Linked DNA regions of Homo sapiens: regions 1, 3 and 4 are each linked to region 2. The links are chromatin loops, found by intact Hi-C in ENCODE. Cell type or tissue: IMR-90. All regions are shown on one strand. Links, peaks and the distances in the headings refer to the core of each region. The heading gives the core; the rest is flanking DNA. Region 1 overlaps LOC105377975 (a long non-coding RNA gene). Region 2 has its middle 190 kb from the start of MAN1A1. Region 3 overlaps LOC285762 (a long non-coding RNA gene). Region 4 overlaps LOC105377975 (a long non-coding RNA gene).

What was found. Peaks named below come from ENCODE experiments on the same cell type or tissue, not always from the same donor. Only the 100,000 strongest peaks of a DNase experiment are listed, where the experiment ranks them.
Region 1: it touches region 2 in a loop (4-fold over the local background); 5 of 110 quality-filtered maps call a loop at or near these places.
Region 3: a loop joins it to region 2, with 4 times the contacts of the local background. A loop is called at or near these places in 2 of 110 quality-filtered maps.
Region 4: it touches region 2 in a loop (2.6-fold over the local background); 5 of 110 quality-filtered maps call a loop at or near these places.

What each region holds. Positions count from the first base shown.
Region 1 is chr6:119,610,805-119,616,777 of GRCh38, forward strand. The region is part of intron 2 of LOC105377975 (a long non-coding RNA gene); the gene reads left to right. Among named protein-coding and RNA genes, the nearest start is that of MAN1A1, 260 kb to the left of the region's middle. In IMR-90, for the core only: no CTCF peak of the experiment used is centred there; no DNase peak of the experiment used is centred there.
Region 2 is chr6:119,538,210-119,544,182 of GRCh38, forward strand. No RefSeq gene overlaps it. Among named protein-coding and RNA genes, the nearest start is that of MAN1A1, 190 kb to the left of the region's middle. In IMR-90, for the core only: no CTCF peak of the experiment used is centred there; a DNase peak (open chromatin) is centred at 3,032; H3K27ac peaks cover 1,090 bases.
Region 3 is chr6:119,477,430-119,483,402 of GRCh38, forward strand. All of the region lies in intron 1 of LOC285762 (a long non-coding RNA gene), which reads right to left. LOC107986525 (a long non-coding RNA gene) reads right to left here. Exons shown (of 3, transcript XR_001743825.2): 3 at 1-2,878. Among named protein-coding and RNA genes, the nearest start is that of MAN1A1, 130 kb to the left of the region's middle. In IMR-90, for the core only: no CTCF peak of the experiment used is centred there; no DNase peak of the experiment used is centred there.
Region 4 is chr6:119,624,478-119,630,450 of GRCh38, forward strand. The region is part of intron 2 of LOC105377975 (a long non-coding RNA gene); the gene reads left to right. Among named protein-coding and RNA genes, the nearest start is that of MAN1A1, 280 kb to the left of the region's middle. In IMR-90, for the core only: no CTCF peak of the experiment used is centred there; no DNase peak of the experiment used is centred there.

The DNA of each region.
Region 1 (5,973 bases), core at 281-5,280, 73 kb after region 2:
TTTGGGATAAGATTAAAAGTTTGAAACAGCTGCATGGGGCACGGGGACAGGCCACAGAGTGGGAAAAGTGATAGAACTGCAGGCTATCACCAAAGGCCCTGAAGTTGAAACATGTTTAGAATAGGTCTTATTAGCATGTGCATGTGATTATTCATCAGCTCTGTCAGATGCAAGCAAGAATAGATATTTTAGTTCCTTTAGGAAATACTCCTAATTCATTCATCAGACACTTGTTGAGTACTAGAACCTGTGTTAAATGCTAGGGATATATGCACACATGAGTCAAAGGTCTTTTGTTAGAACACTGCCTGTGAAGGAAAGTTGACTTTAAAGTTACAATATCAAGCTTTAAGGATTGTGTTAAACAACATTGCAGTGGAAGAAGCTGTCTGGGAAGTAGGGAAAGTCCTCAGAGAGGCAATTATTTAAGGTGGGCCTTGAAAGCATTCTAAGAATCTCTTATTTCTAGGCCTACTTGACTTAATTATTATCTTGGATGACTTTCTCCTTTGTCCTGCAACAATCAAAGAGTTCCAAGTGAACTATTGGTTTCTGGCCGTTCCTTAACCAGCCCAAACATGCAAGGCTCTTCCTAAGTACACTTGGCCTTAAAAAGGTGAAGACTCTCCCTTCATTGACTCCTAGCTTAGAGACCTGCATTTAGTGTTCACTAGAAAGTATGAAATAGACCAGGTAAGACCTAACTTATGATGTGGAGGGCTAAAATTAAATAAAGCACTCACTGTGTTTAGGAAAGAGGGAGAATTCACTGAATACCCCAGGGTAACCCAGGAAACTGGAACACATTTCCCTCCACTCTCCTCTGGGTATTTTGCTCCTTAACAGGAGTCCTCTGCTGCCTAAAGTAAATGCTATGTGATGGCTTTTTGAGAGTAAGCTGGAGCGGGAAATGTGATTTTGCCTGAATGCTGGATAGCTAACGTCCTTCAGTGATTTTTATAGCCTTCAGTCAGTACGTTCCAGGCAGAGGCTGTAGAACTGTGGACAAACATTCCTCTCTAGGTCAGACAGGCAGAAAACATTCATTCTATCTCATAATAACAAAACATCCTTAAAAGGTGGCCTTGGAATGATGGAGGGAGGCGTTGAATTGAATAGCTATTTCTTGCTTCCCTTAAATACAGTGCTAATATTCTTCTCAAAACTTTCTATATAAAGGCTATGGTATATTTTTCTTCCCTCTTTTCTCTGAGAATGAATATTTTCTAGAATATGCCTTAATGGTGAAACAGACTTCAAGCTTCTCATTTGCATTGTTGTGCTATGTTCTTTCATAGTTTCATGAACAATAACCTCCCACTTCTCCACAGGCTGATGGGATAATTTGCTCTGCTAAGAAGATGAAAATCAAAATGTAGAGATTTTTTTTTTAAAGAGTGTTGTTCAATGGAAAAGTTTCCAGCAGTGCAGGCAGTGAAGTTTTAGGTGTTTTAGATTATAGACTGGGATAAAAGATCTTCCAGTAAGGAAGACTATGTACATTGCATGTGATGGATTGTTTTAGACTTAAAATCTTTTAACAATACAGCTGTTTCTCCTGTGGTTTCCTGGCAGTGATACTGAGAGGAAACAATATGTCTCCCAGGCTTGGTTTCAACTTTGCCTGCTATTGGAATAATGACGGCAAGGGAAGATTCCCTCTATTCTTCACTTATGATCTGGTGTTTCCTAAATTTCCTTTATGATTTACAGTCATGATGAAAAGGGAAAGTTAGACCATGGAAGACTGCCCTTGGGAGAAGAATTTAGCTCTGAGGGTCTTGTGCTTGAGTTTCAGGATTCTGACCAACTGCCTCTTCTTCGGTGCTCCCTCTTGGTGTCAGGGTTGAGAGCTGCAACATGCAATTCTATCTGCTCACACTGTCCTCTGAAAGTTACATCACAAGGCCAGTGGGAGCATAGAGAAAAATCTGTGGAATTTTGTGATGTCCTGCTTAGAAGTATTGTCTGTGTTCATAATACTGGGTAGGTAAAAGGCTGTTCTGTTCAGCTTTTGCCTCTGAGACTAGTGCAAAACAGACAAAGGGAGACCCTTGACTTGCTCCCGTCCTTAGTGACTGGTGGTAAGAAGACACTTGCCTTCATTTCTCTAACACAGTCATTGTTAACTTTTTTCAGGGGAAGAAATTATGATTCCCCAGGGGACATTTTTATTAGTGCTCACAGGAGAGTCTAGGCAACCCTAGGAAAGCATAATGCCAAGAACCAGTAATAAGGGATTATGCTTCAGATTAACTTTGGGTGTTCAAGGTTTGTTTTGCTTGAGTGACTGACTCATGTGGTACTCTAATGGGAGCATTCTGTAATCATTACTGTTGTGCTTTCTGTAGGAAATGCCATAATCTTAACAGATGCAATTCATATTTATGGAAATGTCTAATGCTTTCTTTGAGTTTCACTAAGCCCCACACTCTGTAACAGTGAAGTCAGCAGGTGAGCACAGGGCATAGCTGGCTTCTCATGCTGCAATTCTTCATTTCCAGTCCTCCCACCCCTGACTCCCTGGCAGAAATGCTGCAGTCAATTTGACACCTCAAAACACCCACTTAGAACACCAGAGGAGTAGAAGAGATGTAGATGAGGCTGATGTGACAATACACATATGTCCTTCTGGAAAAAAAAGCTTCTTTAATACTTAATAACTGATTTTCTCCAGAATTCAACAAGGCTTCTGAGTGAATTAAATCTGTTGCCCAGAGATTTCAGTTAGAGTAGGCAAGGCTGTAGTAACAAATAGATTTCTGTTCTCTATTTCTCTTTCTTTGTGAAAGTTTTGAGGCTCTTATTGTTAGGTACATTAAAATTTTGTCTCTTTGATCAATTGAAATTTTTAGGTGAAATGACCCACTTTATCTCAAGAAGAGCTTTGTGTCTTAGAATCTATTTTCTATTTGTATTTGTAGTTTATATAGCCAAACCATCTTTCTTTTGATTAGTTCTTATTAGATGCATCTTTCTCTTATCTTTTGTGATGTTTTCCTTTGTCGTTTAACATTCAAACTTTCTTCATTTGTGTTTTAGCTGTGTCTTTCATTCAGTTTAAGATCTTCCTGATTCTTGGTAAGGTGAGTGATCTTTGACTGAAACCTGTACATTTTGGGTATTATGAGATTCTGGGTATTATTTAAAACTTCTGTTTTAACAGGTCTTTTCTGGCAGTGTTCTGACAACAGAAGTGGGGGTGAGGTTGAGACAGCCTTGTTACTGCAGAGTGGGGAGTGAGAGTGGAATTTCAGGTTCCCCATTTGGCTTTTGTTTAACACTCAAGGATGGGTGTTCCTTGTTATTGCTGGGCAAGAGTGAGGGTTCTGGCTCCCTGTTACCCTACACTGGTACCTCCATGGCTGGGGGGTATAGGAGTGCCTCTTTACTACTCCCCACATCTAGGGAAATGGGTGATGGTGAAAATCTTGACTGTCTGCTAAGACTCACTTACACCATCCCAGTGGGGGTGGGAAAGGGTGCTTTGGTACTGTAGGTTGGGGATGGAATTCCAGGCTCCCCGTGTGGTTTCTGATGACACCACAGAGTGGGTGATTCCCTGTTTGTTGTTATCTGACACCACTCTTGCAGAGTGGGAGGCTGGAGTGCCATATTACCTTTATTATAGCCCAATAAGGGTGGAATTCTAGGCTCCCCACAAGTCCTTTGCTGGCATGGGTAGGGCCACAGTGTTTTCTGTAGTGTTTGTCTGGACTTGAACAGTTACTCTCTAAAAGTTTTCGCCCTGCTAGGCTGCTCCTTTCTTTGTCCTTTGGCTAGAGCAAGCGGTATTTTTGTTGTTGTTATTTGCACTTTTAGTGTTTTCCAATTGCTAGCTTCTTTGGCAAGAAATCTGAGATATATGAAAGAAAAAGAAAACCTAGGGAGCTCTCTATTGTGTTGTCCTGGGGTCTTGAGGTCCCTAGTTGTTCTGCCTTTTTCTTTCCACTGTATAGGATCATCTTATGCTTGTTTTATATTTAATGCCCAAACTTTTTAGTTGCACTTAGTAGGACAAGGAAGGGAAAGTAAGTCTACTCCATCTTCCTGGAAGAGAAAGTCTCCAACCTGCCTTTTATAAACGCATTTAGCTTTTGTTTTTTCAAAATCCATTTTGAAGATGTGTGTTGTAAATGAAGCATTTAGTCCTTTTACATTTAATGTAATTACTGATGCAACTGTATATACTGTACTGTCTTATTTTGGGCTTTCTGTTTGTTGCCTCTCTTATGTGTTTCTCTTCCTCTTTGTATTTCCTAAGATTAATTTTTCTCCTTTGTTTTTTCATCTACCTGTTTAGAAATTATATACTTCACTTCTATTATTTTTTGTAATGACAATATACATGCTTAACTTAACAAAAAAAGACCTTAGATGTGTTAATCCTATTCACCCTTCTCTTTGTTAATTTTTTTTTGGTGATTGTCTATTTTAATTGTCTTATTTACCGTATAACACATTGTTATTGTAGTTTCAAATAATTAATGTTTATTTGACTGTGTTCATCAGTTTCTGTGTACCTCATTTCTTCTTAGTGATCAGGCCATCCCTCTAGGATCACTTGCCTTCTTCCTGAAATGCATCCATCTATGTCTCACTCTGGACTCCAAGTAGACATAAGTAATACTTTCTCATTTTAATTGTTTATGTCTCTTAAGTTTTGTTTTCTACCACTTTATCTTTCTGTGCTACCTTTAGCCTGGGTAAATTCTTCACATCTGTCTGCCAGTTACAAGTTGTCTCTTTATCATTTATTTGCTGTTAAACCTATCCACTGTGTTTTGAAATTTCACTCATTTTATTTGGTTTCTAGAAATTATATTTGGTTGGTTTTACATATGATTTTCCTATCATGCATATATTTGTTCTGGCTTAAAAAATTTTAAAACATATTAAACATCATCATTTCATGGTCTGTGTCTGTTGTCTGAATGAAGTCCTTTTGGATTTCATGTTCTTTCTGCCGGCTCTCAAGCATGGTGCCTCTTTTCCTTTTGTTTTTAGTTAATATTTGTGAGCTGATGATTTCTGTGAAATAAGGGCAATTTCTTTTGAGAAGATTTTTATTTGCTTTTGTCTGACAGCTAGGGGCAATTCCATTCCAGGTTAACTAATTTTAATTATTAATTTGAAGCTTTTCCAAACACTGAGGCAGTGTGCGTTTGTTCTGTGGACATTTGCGAGGGTTTGGCTTGAGGTTCTAAATTCTCCATGAAGATTTTTCCCCCTCTATTTTGAGATAGGCAAATTTTCTTGAAGGCCTCTGGGGTTGAGGGGCAGAGCATTCTTTTTGGTTGCCTATTACACTTAAGTTTTGCCTCTCTGGGGTTACAGCTCCTAAAATCTCACAAGTCTAAAATTGAAGCTTAAATATACTTAGGCAGATGACCTCAGCATAAAATAAGGCTTCAGTATTCTGCTTACTTCTTTGAGTTCTCGTTCTTAATTAGGATTTTTTTTTTCTGCTTGAGATTTTTTTTTTCATTCTAGCCAGCTCATTGTTCCTTTTAGAATGTTTAAAAATATTTATTATAGCTAGGATGATTGGTTATTTTCAACAAAAGATTGTTCCAGATGCTTAACTCAATGTATTACAAAAACAGCAGCAAAACCATATTTGAATCTGAACTATAGGAATTATATTGGCCGTATTTGAAGTATATTTGTATTGTTCTTTTCATTGGTTTGGATTTTTCTTTATTTTTTCCGTCTTAGCTTATGTTGATCCCTTCAGTTATTTTTCTTTTTCTTTTTATTTGTCTACTTAAAGCCCACCAATTCTAATACATAAATGTTCTATGTAGGTATTTCTTATGTCTGGGACTATGTCATAGTACCTGAAGAGCCAAGACAGTTATTTTTGTCTCTTTGATTCCCAAAAAATCTTTGATTCAAAATATATTTGGCTAAGGAGTGTCTTCCAGAAGGTTATAATAGTATTGTTTAAATAATATTGCTAAGCCGTGATAG
Region 2 (5,973 bases), core at 362-5,361:
TCTGCTGTGGATAGATTTTGTTAGATTTTTTTTTTTCATTTGAGAATGTCATCCTTTCTCCATTTTTGATGGACATTTTTGCAGAATATGGAATTCTGGGTTGACTTTTATTCAGCAGTTTAAAGATGTTTTCCCACTGCATTCTGGCCCCCAATTATTTCTGATGGGAAACCCAGGGTAATTAAAATCATTGTTCCACTGTGTGTCATCGTTTTTTTTCTCTAGCTACTTTCAAGGTTTTTTCTTTATGTTTGGTTTCAAAATTTAGATTATAATGAATCCAGGAATGATTTTTATTTTTGAGGTTATCTTGTTTCGCAGTAGTTAATAACTGTGAAGGGTCTGAGATTTTTACCTTACCTGCAAGCTAACAATTTCATGGATGCTGGTAGAAGATACAATACTCCTGGGTAAGAGACAAAGGACTTTATTATTCATGGCACTGCAGGCAGCATGAGCTTCATATACTCATTGGTTTACCTGCCTCCAAAGTCCCATAGTGTGATATGGAGTAGCCCAGGAAAATGCTGTATGCGTAATAGAGTTGAATTATAGCTGAGGAAAGCCTGAAATTTGAGAGGGTACTGATAACAGATATACCCAACTTTTGCCTGAAAAAAGACATTATCTTTTATTATAATGGTCATGAAACAAATCTACCCTGTGCCTCAGAGGGAGATACTGTCTCTATTACTCAAGGTTATTTGCTATACAGACATGCTTGAAAATATAATCTGAAATGAAAGCTGATATAAAATGTGCATAAATGCCATAGAGAATTGTTTTCCAATAAGGACATGCTGGACTTCTTGAATCTGTTAACATATATCTTTTTCCAATACTTACTAAATTTTTGACCATGAGTGTTTTCAAGTAATCTACCTGAATCTTTTTCTCCTTTCCTTTTGGGATTCTAATGTCCTGTATGGAGACCTTTTGATAATGTCTCATGGGTCTCTAAGGCCTGCTAATTAAAAAATATAGTTTTATCTCTTTTCTTCAGATTAGATAATGATGGCAGCTGCAGCTCCAGATGGCCTGCTGCTGCCATCATGCGAGCTGCGGCAGGGAAGCACCACCAGGGTTGAGGAATCCATGGAGCTGGAAGGGAAAAGCAACATCCCTGCCTCTTCTGAATTGGGGTGGGAGCTCCCCAGGTGCCACAGCAGCCACCCAAATTGTGGCTACAGACTTAGGCCTCCCACTACATGGAGCAGGAAGAAGCTCCACCCACCAGAGCACAACTGCAGCCTCCCAAATTGCTCTTGGGGGCCGGGGAAGGCACCCCTGACCTTGCAGGCTTGGAAATGCCTGCTCCCACTGCCTGGCTTCTCCCTGCTGTCATCCCTGGCTCTGATCTTGGAGCAAAGTTGGGGCCAGGCCAGGGCACCATGAATGGCAGCAGGAGGAGATAGATTCCTGAGCAGAAGGGGGCAGGTCCCTGTTGAGGACCCACCTTCAGGCCAGGGGGAGCCTGAAGGCTGGGAGCTGGGCTACCTGTCCTACAGACCAGAGTGGGAATTTGTAGTGTCTTTTCTGGGCTTCCCATGGCTGTCAATGGACCAATCAGTGTGTACTTCCTCGCCACTGATGTCCATAAAAGCCTAAGTCTCAGCCAGAGCTGAATGGACAACAGGAGGACCAGTGGCAGAGAGGAGCTACTCTCTCTGCTGATAGCAGGAAATGTTGGGATGACCAACTACAGAGAGGAACTACCCACACTAGGGCCTCCTCTCTGCTGAGGTCTTCAGAGACTTGCAGAGATGTCTGGACTACCAACTGCAGAGAGGAGCAACTCACTACAGGGCGTCCTCTCTGCTAGGAGCTAGGAAGACAATGGGATCACCTGCCTGCAGAGAGGAGCAACCCATTCCAGGGCCTCCTCTTAGCTAGGAGCTGGGAAGACAATAGGATGACCTGCCTGCAGAGAGGAGCAACCCACTCCAGGGCCTCCTCTCTGCTAGGAGTTGAACACTTGTCAGGACACCTGGCTGTGGAAAGGAGCTACACGCTGTGGACCTCCTTTGAGCTATTCTGTTGCTCAATGAAGCTCTTCTTCAATTTGCTCACCCCCCACTTGTCGGCATACTTCATTCTTCCCGGTTGCAGGACAAGAACTCAGGACCTGCTGAATGGTGGAGCTAAAAGAGCTATAACACAAACAGAGCTGACACATGCCCCTTGCTTGCCACATTGTAGGTGAAGAGAAGAAGAGAAGAGCTGTGGCCCCTCATGGATACCAGACCTAGGAGCTTTCCAAGCCAGGGCTGTGACTCCCTCTTTGGGATCCTGTGGTACCTGGCATGTACAAGCTTCCAGGCACCACTGCATTCCCCGGTGCCAGCTGGGAAGCTGCTTGCAGTGTACCTGGTCCAGCCACAGCCTCGCAGAGAGCTGGTGTCCATGCTGGCACCTGGGGCACCTGACCAGCTGCAGCAGCCAGTGTGTCTGTGCAGTGGCTGGACCCTGCGCTTGCTCACACACCCCTCGCTGCTGCACACCTCACTCACCCTTGGCAGGTGTGGAAGCCAGACCGGTAGTGTGAGCTGAGCACAATCTGCCAGGCTGAATGGGTGGAATGCGCCCAGTGGACCCTAGCAAAGCTTGTGCTAAGGTGCCACTGGCCAGAGGTTTCAGGCCAGAAAAGTGACACCCCAAAGATCCTTTAACAATAACTTCTATTGATTCATCTTTGAATGCACTGATTTCTTTCCTCTCTTGTTTCCAAACTTCTGCTGAGCCCATCTGGTAATTTTTTAAATTTCAGATATTGTTTTTTCAGTTCCAAAATGTCCATTCGGTTATTTTTTGTAGTATGCACTCCTCTAAGAACTCTTACCTTTCGTTCTTTTTAAATGTGTTATTCTTTAACTCACAGAGCATAACTATCACAGCTGCTTTAAAGCCTTTGCCTAATAGTTCCAACATCGAGTCATCTTGGGAATGGCATCTGTTTATTGTATCTTCCCTTGAGAATTGGTCAGACTTTCCTGGTTCTTGCCATGTTGAGTAATCTTGGCTTTTATCCTGGATGATGTGAATGTTATAATGTACAGTCTCTGGATCTGGTTATAATCCTCTGGGGAATGTTGATGAATAATCCTCTGGAGAAGGCAAACAACTTGCGTTGGTTAAGATCAAGTGTTCTGTCCGATCTTTTATGGCTGTGGTTTATATCTCAGTTCAGTTCTCAAAGCATTTTCAATGCTAGTTTGAGTGTGTGCCTGACATGAAAAACTCAGATGCTAGTCTGAGATATGGGCAGTGGTTTAAATCTCAGTTTATTTCTCAAAGCCTTACTGTGCTGGTTTGGGTCTGCCCCACACATGCACAGATGAGGAGTAAGCCTGAGCCTTATATAGATTTACAGATTTAGTAGATCTCCTTTTCTAGGTCTCAATATCCTGGGATTCCCTTACACTCTCCAGCATGCAGGACCTACTTCCAGGCAGAAATATGGGGTTCCCCTAGAAGTTTTGTGGCTGCTGCCACTGCCAAACCACTCTATGACTGGAGTTCACCCTGGATACAAAGTTGTGAGAATGAACAACAACAAAAGAAAATATTGCCCAGTTTTCTTTTATCTCTGGCATCTGCCTGATTTGTTTGCTTTTCAGAACCTTCAGTAGTTTTTTTCAGCATTCTCAGTTAATTGACAACAAATTTCTAGTTCTAGTTCACTAGAGGAGTGAACTTTGGTGTTTATATCTGGTGCTGGTTCTGAAACAACTCCCACCCCTTAACTATTTTAATGTGCATAATAATTTTCTCTGTAAGCTTCATCCTGAGAAGAGTTTTTGGTCAGTTATAGAAAAAATGGTGATTATATCTTTGCTTTTCTTCTCTTTTCTGATTTCTTGTCTTATCTTATATTATCCCATCTTTCCCTAAAACACACAATACCCTTATGTTTTATGCTTTCTAGTGCCTGTGATTAAAAATCTTACCTAGGCCAGTTCTCATCTCTTTCTTAGTATTTTCACCACTCTGTTAAGAATCCCATTTTCTGAGTAATCTACTTGAACTTAGTTATCAGGTGAAGCACATTTGGTAATCTAATTCTCTTGAAGGTGCTGTTGTCTGATAATGGTTATCGCTGCAGTCAGTGTTCCACTGAAATACTTTAGGGTATTTTTGGAAAATGACTTTGTATCAAATCTAAAGCCTCATCTCTGATACTAGAATTTTAAATTTCAGTATCAGATAATTATAGACATACCTTCATACAAAGTAAATCAGTAGTAAAATTTTACCCATATATAAGGGCAATCATGGTTGATTATTTATATGTGACAATTCTTATATTTATATTTTATAATAAAAACATGTATGATAATTTTTAAAAACCATGTTAGTAATAAAAGTGAATATATATTTTAGTAATGGTTTAAACTTTTAACTAATAATTTTTTGGTAATTTAGTTATATTTAGTAATTTTTAAAATTCAGCAATAAAATATAGAAATTCTCTCAGGAACATCTGGGATTATTGTTTTGTTATTACTATCATGACACCCTTTAAGACATCATTAAATACTTTTACTAAATAAAAGGAAAATGGTAAATATAATGAACTGTGAAAAACAGATAAAAGGCTTAATTATGTTTTAAAAATTCTAAAAACAACAGATTTTTCTACCTTCTCCTCAAGTCACCCAAACCTACCTGAGTGAAATTTCTAGGATGTAAATCTAATGTTACAAGTTCTCTTTTTCATATTGCCTGGAAGTAATGTATGAAAACATTGGCCAATAGCATAGCATTTAGGCAAAATAATTGATAGTCCTTAAAATTTAGGTCAGACATCATCATCTGCTTTGTAGCTTTTTCCCTGCCTTTGCTCAGAAGAATGAAGCAATTCACTGTGTATATATCAAGAAAATATTTATCATATTGTGTGCTAACAGCTTGTTTAATTGGCAGTTTCTTTCATTGGATTATGACTTCTTTGAAGTAAAAAACTCTGTCTTCCTCAATTTTGCTTCTTTAGAGTAACAGTAAATCCTCATTTAATGTCTGTCCAAAAGGAGAATGAAAAGTAGAGAAGGAAGGATGAAAAGAAGGAAAGATCATGGATAGCACCAGGGTTATTATGGTCCAAAGGAGCCAGGCATGGAACAGCCAAATATAATTCAAGTGAGTGGTAAAAAGTACAATTTGGAAATCTAGAGCCCAGGGTCCTATGACATGGCAAGAGGAAGCCAGTTTGTGTTTGCTCTGGGTTAGGAGGTAAAGCATTCATCCAATCAACAAGAGAGGCAAGGCAAGCAAAGAGAGAATCCACCATGACATGCCATGAGGTCCAGGTGGTTAGAGTTCAAGGCGAGCCAGATACTTACCACAGGAAACCATAAATGTGAAGAAACTCTGCTTTCAGGGGCATATTCTGACACAGTGGTTGAGGAGAAGGTGCGATGGCTGTTGGCATCCCTTCTTTGATACCTTCTTTAAAAACAGCTTTGGAGATTTTATTTCATCCCTAGACTTGGGTTATTTGAAAGAGTCTCTCAGGAGTCTGCTTAAAACAGCAAAGTATGTATTAAATGTCCAATGTGAGCAGACAGCTATGCAAGATGCTAGGAGCTGTGCTAAGCAAAAGCTCAACAGACAAAGCATGTGCTTTAGGGAAAAATAATATGAGGTGTGTGTGTGTGAATTCAGCTAGGCTGAAATAATGTGTTTCAAGCTTGGCCTGGTAGAAATTCATGTTGTGAAAAAGTCTTAAATTATATTGGGAGAGAAAATGCAACAAAGACTTGAAAATCAATGAAGGTTTAGAGGTTAGCGTAGGTGAAGCATTTTTCCCTTGTGCTTTACACTGTTTTCTTTTATCCATCAAGACATTGGGCTAGATTCTACCATATGATAAATAGAAATTTACTAACCCCATTTGGGAAACTAGTCATTCAATCAATTCAGTTAAATAAATATTTTCAAATACCTTCATGTGTCCAGTGTTGTGGCAAATGTGGA
Region 3 (5,973 bases), core at 468-5,467, 61 kb before region 2:
AGAGGAAGAGCAGCAAAAAGAGCACTGCATAGGCATTATCTTCTTTTCAACAATCTTAACTTACAAATTTCTGTTTATGAAACCATCAGTTCAGCGGCAAGACCCCAGCTCTCCAAGTTGTTGCAGACTTCTTATTTTCTGTAACACTTCCAGCACTCAATCCATTAGTTGACGAGTTCTGTAGATTTGACCTTTTGTGTTTCTCCTATCTCTTACCTCATTTCATTAACAAAAATTTCACTCTAAGTTTGCTTCTTACCTGAAAAACTTGAGAGGACTTCTTGGTCTCACTGTATCCCTAGACCTCTCCCCTCCATGATGTCTCCACTCCATGTGTTGACAGATTGGGTAACGTAAAAACCTGCTCATAACCCTGCAATGGCTGCCCATTGCCTGTCAACTAAGCATGAAACCTTTAATCCAGCATATGGAGCCTTGGGAAATCCTGATCTGCATTTCTAGACTTAGTCTTTTTATTTATTGATGTGTATGCTAAATGTTCTATTCACACTAGATTTCTCATGGTTACCTGAATCTTGGTCAATTTCAGATTGCACTGCTTTTAGCTATATGGCCCTGGGCAATTAACCAGAGTATCAGTTTTCTCTTCTGTAAACTGGGAATAATAATAGACTTGACTTTGTAGTGTGATTATGAAGATTACAGGATTTAACACGTTAAAGATTTAGCACAAAGCCTCATACAAATTAAGTATTCAGTAAATGTCAGTTATGATGATGATAATGATGACATGAATGCTCTTGGTTATGCTGTTCTTTTACATACAACTTCCCTCATTTCTGTTTTCTTTTGACAAAACACATGCCATCCTTCAAGTCTTAAGTCTTTTCAGAAATCCTTCCCATTTATAGTCTTTTCTTACTCCATCCAACCAGGTGTCTGCTTTCCCTCTTCTGAATCCTCCAGATGCTCCCTTTTCTTTTATAAATTAGATTCCTGTGTGACCTACAATTATTTTTGTACTTAAAATGCCTTTCTGCAGCTTATCCTCACTTTAAAACCATAATAAAAATTTCTAAACAGGCAACTAACCCTTCGAAGGTAGGGACTGCTGCTTTACTCACCTTGGTATCAGTTGCAATATCTTGTGCAGCCATATGAAAAGCACTTATAGTGTCCTTAGTTGATAATTTAAGTTTAATGGATAAATTAACTATTAAGCTTTTTTTTTTTTTTTTTTTTTTCTGTTTTAGACGGAGTCTTGCTCTGTCGCCATCCAGGCTGGAGTGCTCTGGGGTGGTCTCAGCTCACTGCAACCTCCACCTCCCAGGCTCAACCGATTCTCCTGCCTCAGCCTCCCGAGTAGCTGGGATTACAGGCATGTACCACCACGCCTGGCTAATTTTTTTTTTGTATTTTTAGTAGAGACAGGGTTTCACCATGTTGGCCAGTCTGGTTTCAAACTGCTAACTTCAAGTAATCTTCCTGCCTCGGCCTCCAAAAGTGCTAGGATTACAGGCGTGAGCCACTGTGCCTGGCCAATTAACTATTAAGTTTAACTGATAAGTTCACTTTGCTAGATTACCTGTCATAGCTCCCAGGAATCCTATATTTTGAGAAGATAACCATAGAATTAGGTCTTAAATACTTCCTAAAGTCTCTGACTCCTGTAGGGGACTAGCTGTCCTTAGTACAACCATAAAATGATGGTATCCAAAATTGTTTGGAAAAAGTATTATGTTTTATATATTACTGTTAACAAATAAAGATCAAAATGATTCACATGATAATTATTGGGGGCAGGGAAGAATTCGCCATAATTTTTCCAGTGTTTAGGACTATAAAATTCTTAAGTCTCATCCTATTTTTTCTTCTCCCTCTGCAGGGAACTTTGCCCAAGCTTACCGTTTTTCCCCCGTATATTCTTCTGCACCCGTTTTTCACTTGTGTGTGAGGTGGTGGTGGGAAGTTTAAGGAATGAAAAGGATGCCTTCTCGTGGGAAGTCTCTCTAAACTACATTTCCTTATCTCCTTTACCCCATCTGCTCAATTCTAAAGTAGCTACTTGCCCCTAAAACCCTGCAGGAGTTTTAGCAGCAGAGAACTGCTGATTCCAGGCTTCAGAGGAAAATCAACAATTTCCTCCAGCCAAAACAGAGACTGTTTCTTTGGGAGGCTGTTACACCTGGAGACTGCACTTCCTGGAGCACCCTTCAGCAAACCAGACCACCTTAGGCAAGATTTTGAAAAACCAGACAGGTGCGATAATGAGGACTTTTTTTTCCCCCAGATTTATGACTTTATTGATACTCTCTCTATAGACTGGCTATATAAGAATCCACGCCCCATAAGCTGAGTAAGCGAGGACAAATCTGACCTAACCTAAGGAAGTTATAGATTCAAGAACTAATGATTAGTAAGTCTTCATCTTAGGACCAAGGGATTGCTTATGCTTATTGGTCCTGCTATAAGGCCAGGTCGCAGTGTCTCTCACCTGGATCTGCTACAGTCATGATTGAAAATTGCTGACTTACACAGGTAATAGACTCTCTTTAAAGATATCTCTCTAATGTATTTACTTTCCAGAAAGCAAAATGCCAGGCTGCTAACAGATGAGTTGTTTGTACTTTAAAAGTTTACTGTTCCAGTTAGGACATTCTTGATGGTATTTTGTATTCTCTTTGCAGTGCAGCCAGCTGATTCATGCTGTATTCTGAAGGTTATGAGTCTCCATGTGATGTTAAGAACTATATGTCTGAACCATTAAAGAAGAAGTGTATAAAATGCAATGCTGCTCAGTGGAAGTATATGAACCAGAAGTATTTCATTTTATGCCACGGCTCTGGTTACATTTGTAGCTTTTGAGCACTGGCATGTCTTCTACTTTCTCTCACTTTTGGAGTTATAGCTGTCTTCTCTGTTGGAAAAACATAGAGCAAGGTTGTTACCAGATAAGCTTTCTGTATTTATTAGATATATTTTCAATTCAACTCAAAAATGCCTATATCTACTGAGTTACTGCTGTAAGTAAGGTTTATGGCTAGATGCCAAGAGGCCTACCAAGCTGATTATGACATAGCTCCTGTTTTTTTTTTTTTTTGGTGGAGGAGGGAGCTTGTAAGTACACCCATAACTGAAAGGCATGGCAGAATGTGCTAGAGATTCTCAGAGGAGTACAAAGAAATAGATTCAAAAAGAAGGGAGAAACATTTGTTTAGAAGATGTGGAAAAATTGCATGAAAAAATATCTTTTGAGATGTGCACTGAAAGATGAGTAGGATTTGAAAAGACAGAGCTTGTTCAGGGTAAAGGAATTCCAGGAAAAAGGAACATCATGAATTCAGCTATAAAATCTGGGAAAGTGTGAAGTACAATTGAAGAAGAATGGGTAGTCATGGCTGAGGCCTTGGGGGCTTATAGAGGAATAGACAGATCTTTGCCCATCTAAGCCTCCTACTCCCCTCTCTAGTGTATATGAGTTATAACCCAATCAAAGACTACGTTTCCCATATTACTTTGGAATGGAGGCAGAAATGATGGGTTATTTCCAGGCCTCATGTGCCAGTTAGATATTAAATTATGGGATAACCTTGAAAGCCTCATATTGAAGTTGATATAGCTTCTGTCAGCTTGGATGCTGAATGACTGAGTGGAGCAGAGCACTCCCTACCTTTCCTTTCCTACCTTGAGTAGGAAAAGGAAAAAAAAATCCCTTCAGTGTGTTAAGCCACTGAGATATTGAGTTTTCTTAAGGCAGCTGTTGTTTACCTTTAATGTGGCAGTTAAAAGGGAAGGATAGACTTGGCCTATGTTTTTACAACTCAGCATGATATAGTAGAAAAAACTGTAGTCTAGAAAACATGGATTTCACTTATTTATTTGTTCATTCATTCATTTGCTCATTCATTCATTCATTTGCTCATTCATTCACTCATTCATTCATTTCATATTTATTGAGATTTTACAGACTGTCAAATCTGAATGCTGGACATGTTATGATTAACAATGCATAGTTCATGGCCCTATGGAACATACGGTGGAGTGGAAGAGAATGAAATATAACCAGGCTGTGAGGATACACTGCAATGTCTTATTTCCCAAAGTGTGGTCCTCAGACCAGCAGCATCAGCGTCACTCAGGAGCTTGTTAGAAATGCAGAATCTCAGGCCCCACTCTCAAATCAACAGAATCATAGACTGCATTTTTGACAAGATTCTAAGGTGATTTGTGGGCACATTAAAGTTTGAGAAGCCCTGGTAAAATGAGTGGTATTGTAGGGACAGGCAGGGGGCAATGAGGACTCAAAGAAAGGACACTTAGACTTGAAAGTTTCCAGAAGGCTCCCTAGACTAGATGGCAGCTAAACTGGCTTGTGAGCAGCACGTTTTGGTCATAAAGATTGTGCGAATTTGGGTAAGCCACATATGTTCAGCTTTGATTTTCTTGTCTATAAAAATAGGGATAGTATTACGAGGCTGTTTTGAGCTTCAGGACCTTCCAAGATTGTTTTGAAGCTCAAATATATGTAAAAGTAAGAGTGATTTGAATACTCAAAAACTGAATATGAATGGAAAACTTATACTTTTTCAGCGACAGTTAAATTATAGAAAAGATGTGTTCTTTGGCATAATAATGCATTTTAGCAGTGTTTAGTAAGAAAAAATATCTAGTATGGATTCTTTGTTTTGATTAAACACAGAACTGAAAGAAGTTTTTCCTCCTACTTATTGCAGAAGGGTGTAACATCTGAAAAATAGGTCTGGTATGTTGGTCAAATAGAGTGTCTGCTGGAGTTGGAAAATGCATTCTCTTGGGGTTTGTGCAGTCTGGACTTCAATCATTTGTGTTCTTATATAGTGTATCCAAAATATACATAGAGACAGTGGGAAGGGACTTTCTTCTGGCTAGGGGAAACATCAATTCCTTGACACAAACAAAAATTGAATTAAGAGTTTATTCTGAATTAATAGTACTGAGGAAGGTTAATGAAAAATAAACAAAGAGTAGTCATTAATTAAAAATATTAGCAATCCAGTAATATAGTCTCCGTATGGAGCATCCTCACTACTAACAGGCATCTTTAGCATTTATTAGATTTCAGGCAAGGCTCTCTTTAGTAGCCTTTGTTCAGGCACACAAAATGACCTGCTCCTTTATACTTCTGTACTTTTAAACAATCTATTTATTTATTTAGATGGAGTCTCACTCTGTCACCCAGGCTGGAGTGCAGTGGCACGATCTTGGCTTAATGCAGCCTCTGCCTCCTGGGTTCAAGCGATTCTCGTGCCTCACCCTCCCGGGTAGCATGTGCCTGCCACCACGCCCAGCTAATTTTTGTATTTTTAGTAGAGACGGGGTTTCACCATGTTGGCCAGGGTGGTCTTGAACTCCTGACCTCAAGTTATCCACCTGCCTTGGCCTCCCAAAGTGCTGGGATTACAGGCATGAGCCACCTCAACCAGCCCTTCTATGCTTTTGCACATGGTTTTTCCCTTTGCCTGGACTGTTCTTCCTCATCTTGATCACCTCGGCCGCCATCTCAGCCACCAGAAGACTTCCTGCAAGACTTGGTTCAGACATCACAGTTCAGACAGGATGAAGCCTTTATCAACCTTCCTCTGTAGTGCCATGCAGGCAAGAAAAGTGTATTGAATTACACTGTGTCCGTCATTCAATGTGTTTATCTCACACCTGATACTGTGACAGCCTGAGGACTGTACTGTGTCAACTCATTTCTTATCCTTAGCATCTGGCATGGTGCCCAGCACATAACAGGTCCTAAATAAATGTTTGTTGAATGAATATAAAAGTCTGGCAGCTTTAAGAATAAATAAATAAACAAAAAACTTCGTTCTAATCCTGATGGAAGTTTAGTTACTTCTGTCTCTCAGAAGGGGAATCCTGTCAAATAGTCTAACAATGTGTAAAAGGAGGTAGTTACTCACAGATCTTAGAGGTTTCTATCAAAACATGCTTAGATATTAATAGGTACCTAACATTAGAAATTCCTTA
Region 4 (5,973 bases), core at 496-5,495, 86 kb after region 2:
AATAGAAGGCATCATATGGAACAGGCTCTAAATCAATTATACCAATCAGAGTTTGTAGTGGAATGGTTTAGAAATAATAAAAATCTAGATTAACTGAGACCCAGTTAACTGGAACTTTCAATTATCCATTTTTTAGTCTGCTTTTTCTCTTTTAGAAGAATAGCTAAGTGATGATTAAACAAACTTATAAAGTTAAAAATCCTTTCTTTTGTTATAGTGGAGGAAAATAAGGCCTATGGCCTAATGATTACTACCCATTTTTCTGCCTAAATTCAAAGTTCTAGCAACTATCTCTTATTAGAGATGTGTTAGAACAGGAAAACTCCTAATTTGAAGATATCAAAGATCATTATAAAGTCAGTCTACTTATCTATAATTTTACAGATATATCTGCCATACTGTACAAAAGGGACTAGACAAGGTGCCAAGACTGGATTGAAGGTCTACCACTATCTAAGTGGCACTGGGCAAGTGACTTCCCTCCTGTATCTATCAAAGTCCTCGTCTGTAGAATAAGGTTGATCCTATCCCTTTCAAACACTAAAATGATTTTTTGAATCTGGTAAGCACTGATCTTCAGAACGGTCACCCCACGGCACTGCCAGATTCTCAACAAAGATGAGTGATTTTTTTGATTCACAATAGTTATAATGTATCATGTGCCAGGGAAATTGCATACATCATCCTTTTTACAGAGAAAACAGCTCAGAGCGGCTAGATAACTGAACCCATGTTCACCTTGCCAGTTACAGCATCAGAATTGGGATAAGGACCCAGAGCTAAGTCTTTTTCACAAAATCAATAGATACATCCCAATGACTCTGTTGAATTTGAAATACTGAAATGGGAAATAAATATGAATGTAAACTAAAGATGTATTGAAATACCCATTAAAATCCCATGAATTTGATCTGAAGTTTAGGGATTGCAGGAAATAGTGTAATTAATTCAACATAAATCAACGATACAATATAATGTGATAGGTTTTTAATAAACATTTATTCAGTTTCAAATATACAGTTATATAGTTTGAGCATCCAAATAGGTGTTACTGCTTCTAAATTATGATTACTTGCTTCATTGTTGTTTGGAATAGTCTTAGAGGATTTTATCTAAAGCCAACAACACATTTAAAAAAATGTACCAGTCTTGATGAAAAATTCTCATCTTTTGAAGATGACTTATATTTTGATATTGGTGAAATGTTGATAAATCCCTTAAGAGAAAAGGCTATATCTTCCTTGTGTTATGTCTCACCATGCCTATCCTAGTGTCTTTTACTTTATAGACAGCCAGTAAACAATTTTTAAAAATTTGATTTTTTTTTTTTTTTTACCTTACTAAAGTGTGAGAACTTTGTAAAATTCTCACTTTTAATGGATTTATATGGCAGGGCAAGGAGAGTTGTTTGGGATAAGACATTATGTTTGTTATTTTGATTATATCCAGGAATATTCTTTTTTGTCTTTTTGAGAAGGAGTCTCCCTCTGTCGCCCAGGCTGGAGTGCAGTGGCGTGATCTCGGCTCACTGCAAGCTCCGCCTCCCGGCTTCACGCCATTCTCCTGCCTCAGCCTCCCGAGTAGCTGGGACTACAAGCGCCCGCCACCACGCCCGGCTAATTTTATTTTTGTATTTTTAGTGGACACAGGGTTTCACCGTGTTAGCCAGGATGTTCTCGATCTCCTGACCTTGTGATCCGCCCACTTCGGCCTCCCAAAGTGCTGGGATTACAGGCGTGAGCCACCGTGCCTGGCCAATATCCAGGAATATTCTTAAACCACTGTTAGCAACTACCAAAACTGAAGTACGTTTTGTCTGATATTTGTATCTGGATCCACAAAGGCAGGTTTCAGAGGCAAGAACAAATACTTGCCCCATAGAAAATGGGTTTCCTCAGCCTAAGTATGCAACAATGGATGAACAGATTTTGCAAATGTGATTTGTATACACAATGGAATCCTATTCGGCCTTTAAAAATCAGGAAATTCTGTCATTTGCAACAACATGGATGAACCTAGAGGACATTATGTTAAGTGAAACAAGCCAGGCACAGAGACATGAATACTGTATGTTCTCACTTACGTGTGGAAGCTAAAAAAAAGTCAAACTGATAGAAGCAGAGAGTAGAACAGTGGTTCCAGGGGTGGTAGGGGCAGGGGATTGGGGAGTTGCGTGGAATATGGAATATGTAGAAAGAGGAGATGCTGGTCAACAAGTACAAATTTATAGTTAGGAGCAATAAGTTCTGGGGTTCTATTGCACAACAAAATGACTATAGTTAATTAAAACGTATTGCATATTAACAAAAGAAAATGGGTTTCCTTTTTATTGGAAACATGAAAATAATACATTTACTATTTATATAGTCTTTTAGGTCACAGATGCATAGTGGGCCTTCTCATTTTCCATGTGACTCATTAGATGAAAAGCGTGCAATAAAAAATTTAAATTAAAAATGGCTGTTTATGCCAGGAGGTTAGCTCACCTTGTGAAAATCCTAAGGATGACCTGAGGATGACTTGCCTTGTAAAAGCTGCACTTGTGGGTTCTACACCTGTTATGAATAGGCAGTGACTTTGTCTATCTGTGCTCAAATGTCATTCCCAGAAACAAGCTCATGTAGGCCACAGGACACCTGAGCAATTTAGACCTAGGCCTGAGGGACAAGACATTTTCTTTGATTTTACTTGATAACAGTCACTCCCCCTTTATTTTCTCGTGGGCAAAACAAACCCAAATGTATATTTTTTATGATGGTGTTTTAAACATTTCAAATTATTTATTGCAGGTCTGAAGGATTTTAAGTAAAGGTAGAACCCTCAGAGATCCCCATGATCCTAGAAGGACAAGAAGAATTTTTAGGGACAGAGGACACTACGTTATTTGCCACTAAAGGAGAATCACATGATTATTTTGCAAACTGAAAAGTCATATGCTCATATTTTTCCTCTGGAAGAGTCCAAGCGTGGGTATAAGGCTCCCATTAAGGTTAATCTTTCTTAAACAGAGCTGGAAGGGTCAGAACTGCTGTGGCAGATAGGCAGATTCTGGGTGTTATTCCTCCTGCCTGTGAATCAGCACATTCTATTATGTTTGAAGGAATCACATTTTGCTGCTCCTGCAGTCTTGCAGCATTTCCAATTAAAAGTGCCTGCTCTACTGAACAGGTTTTGTAAGTTTTCAAAAGACACTTTTGTGTTTATTTTCCTTAATTTGTGTTTTTAAGGTCTTTTTTTTTTATATTGCCTTTAGCAAAGTAGTAATATGGAATGCTTATGTATACTGCTGCCAAAGGGCTTATAGCAGGAGTACGTGGTTTCTTACACAAATAGATATGAAACATTTGTTGGAATCTAGGAAGTTTCACCTGGACCAAAGGCTTTTTGAGGGCAGTGTTTGGAGTGAAGGCATGTAGATTGGGGTGAACGTCGATCTAAGACAGATTTTAATAAGGAATTGGAAATATTGAAGTACAATTCAGGAGAGAGTAGGAGCTGAAGCTGGAAGGAGTGAAATAAAAGGAAGCAGTAACAGATAAAGGAGAATCTGAAATGAGCAGAGTGGAACTGAAAAGGCCAAATTGTGGGGAGACTTGGGCACCTATCAGTGAATTGAGACATCTGGGGCTGACGAGATCTGACTCAGTCACTGCACTTATTTTCCCAGATGTTGCAATGGAACACAGGGACATTAAGGCATTTTCCCCAGATCATATGATTGAAGGATGATGGACTTGGGATTCAAAAGCAGGAGATCTGAAACAATTTTACTTTCACTGTAAAAAATGCATTTGGGATATGTGTCCTGCGTTATACCGTCTCTATTTTGATATGAAATTCCTCCATGATCATACTCTCATTTGTGCCCCTTACTGCCAGCAAAAAAAAAACTTCATTAGCTATTTGTGTTTGATACGTCTCTTCATCTTGAAGAGATTGTGGGTATTTTCTGCCTTCTACCTTTCCTGTGCTGTGGGATGATGGCCCTCTGGTGATGATCTCACCTTATGACTCAAATTCCTGCAACTCCTTTCTAAGAGTAATTAGCCTGGGACCTTGTTCCTAAGCTCAAACCCCAGGCTTTCCCTATCTCTCTGTCTCATTGCTGCATCAGCCTACTTCTGACAAGTAGAATATATTACCAAAGGTAGCAGAGGGAGCAATAATTTGAATACCTTAAAGAGAAGGAAATAACCTTATATGCAGGCAGAGGGGACTAAATTAATATTGGGGACCAGCACTATTTCCCTGAGAGATGATTTTTATTTGTTTAACAGTGTTTATGCATAGGAGTGTTATTTATAATAGTTTCCCTTAGAATACCCCTGAGTTCTCTTTCACCTTCTTAATCTATTTGTTTGATTATGTTGGCTTGGCAGGAGAAAGTGTTTGAACACAGTAATGTTCAAATATTCTTATTTGAAAAACAAGCCAGCAGAACAAACTATACCCGACTTGTGTTACTACATTCATAAATCTCCTTATTTTGAAAGTCATAATATGTTTATTACCACTGCCCCTTGATCTCACCCACTCCAAGCTTTTGCGAGAATATAAAGGTTACTGTATGTTAGATACAAGAGAACGCAATACTGTACATTTGTTTCACCAATTTATTGCCATAATATGAATAATATTAAAAGGAAATTGCTGGTCAACAATGGTGAATAGATTGTTAGAAAAACTCTTCAGTAGATAACAATTATAAACACTGAACAAAATGAACACACCACACACGCGCGCGCACACACACACACACACACCTATTTAAAGGCATGGAGGGCAACCCTAAGCAGGCAGCAACTGAAGGTATTTCTGCCTTAAAAGAGGGCAAGTGCTTAGAGTGCAGTCCATATTTACAAGCATCTTTCTCCTGAGGACATCCCATTGAGTGTGGCCTGCAAAGAAGCCAGAACTCAAGGAGAAAGCTGCATTTTTCTCAGCTTGAAGTGTCAGTGGCAGAGTTTGGAAGTGCAAGAGAGACTGGTAATTAAAGAGGAAACTCCTGGAGTAAATGGAGCCCTCAAATCTGAATATAATTTCCCTAAAATACTTGGCTGAACCCTACAGAATGCTTTTAGAGGACTCCAAGCTCCAAGGAACTCAGCAGAAAACCACAGATAGAGAGCAAAAAGGATTTATGAGGGATTTTAGCAGCTAGATGTCACAGATGAGAAAAGGTTGATGTTTGAATCCCACCAAATTAGAGCACCTTGGTAAAGTAAACCAAGCCTCCGCAAGTTCAAAGTGATAAGCCAGTAATCCCACTGCCTGTTTGAATACAAGTCAATACTCTTTACAAGAAGAAAATAGAATTCAGTGTCTGAAATGTTTTATCTAAAATCTCCAATATATAATAGCAACGATAAGATATGCAAAGACATATATGATTCATTGTTGAGGGGAAAAAAAAGCAGTCCATAGAAACAGGCTCAATCATGACCAAGAATTTGGAATTAGAAGACAGGGACTTTGAAGTTGCTATTTTAAATACGATAAGGATCTAAAGAGAAGGTCATAATGGTTTAAGAGACAAGGAAATTCAAGTAGAAAAGCATAATTGACAAAACTAACCAAATAGAAAATTAAAAACACAAAACCCACAATATCTGAAATAAAAAATTTACTGGATGGGCTTAATTGCAGAGTGGAGAGAGATAAAGAAAGGGTCACCACACTTGGAGATAGATCAACGAAAATTATCAAATGTGAAAAACAGAGAGAAAAATTATTGAAAAACAATCCAAGGCTCTTCTAATCTGTGAGACAATATTAAACAGTCTCACATACTTGTAATTCAATTTCCGGAAAAAAAACAGAGGCTTTTCCCTAAAGGACACTCCCTTTTCTGGTTATCAATAAGGCAGAACCCAAACTGCTGTAGTCCAAGTTTGGCCAAAAACTTTAAAAATTTGTTGAAAAATATCAGTTTAGAAACAAGAATCTCAGCAATAATTTACATAGAATAAATAC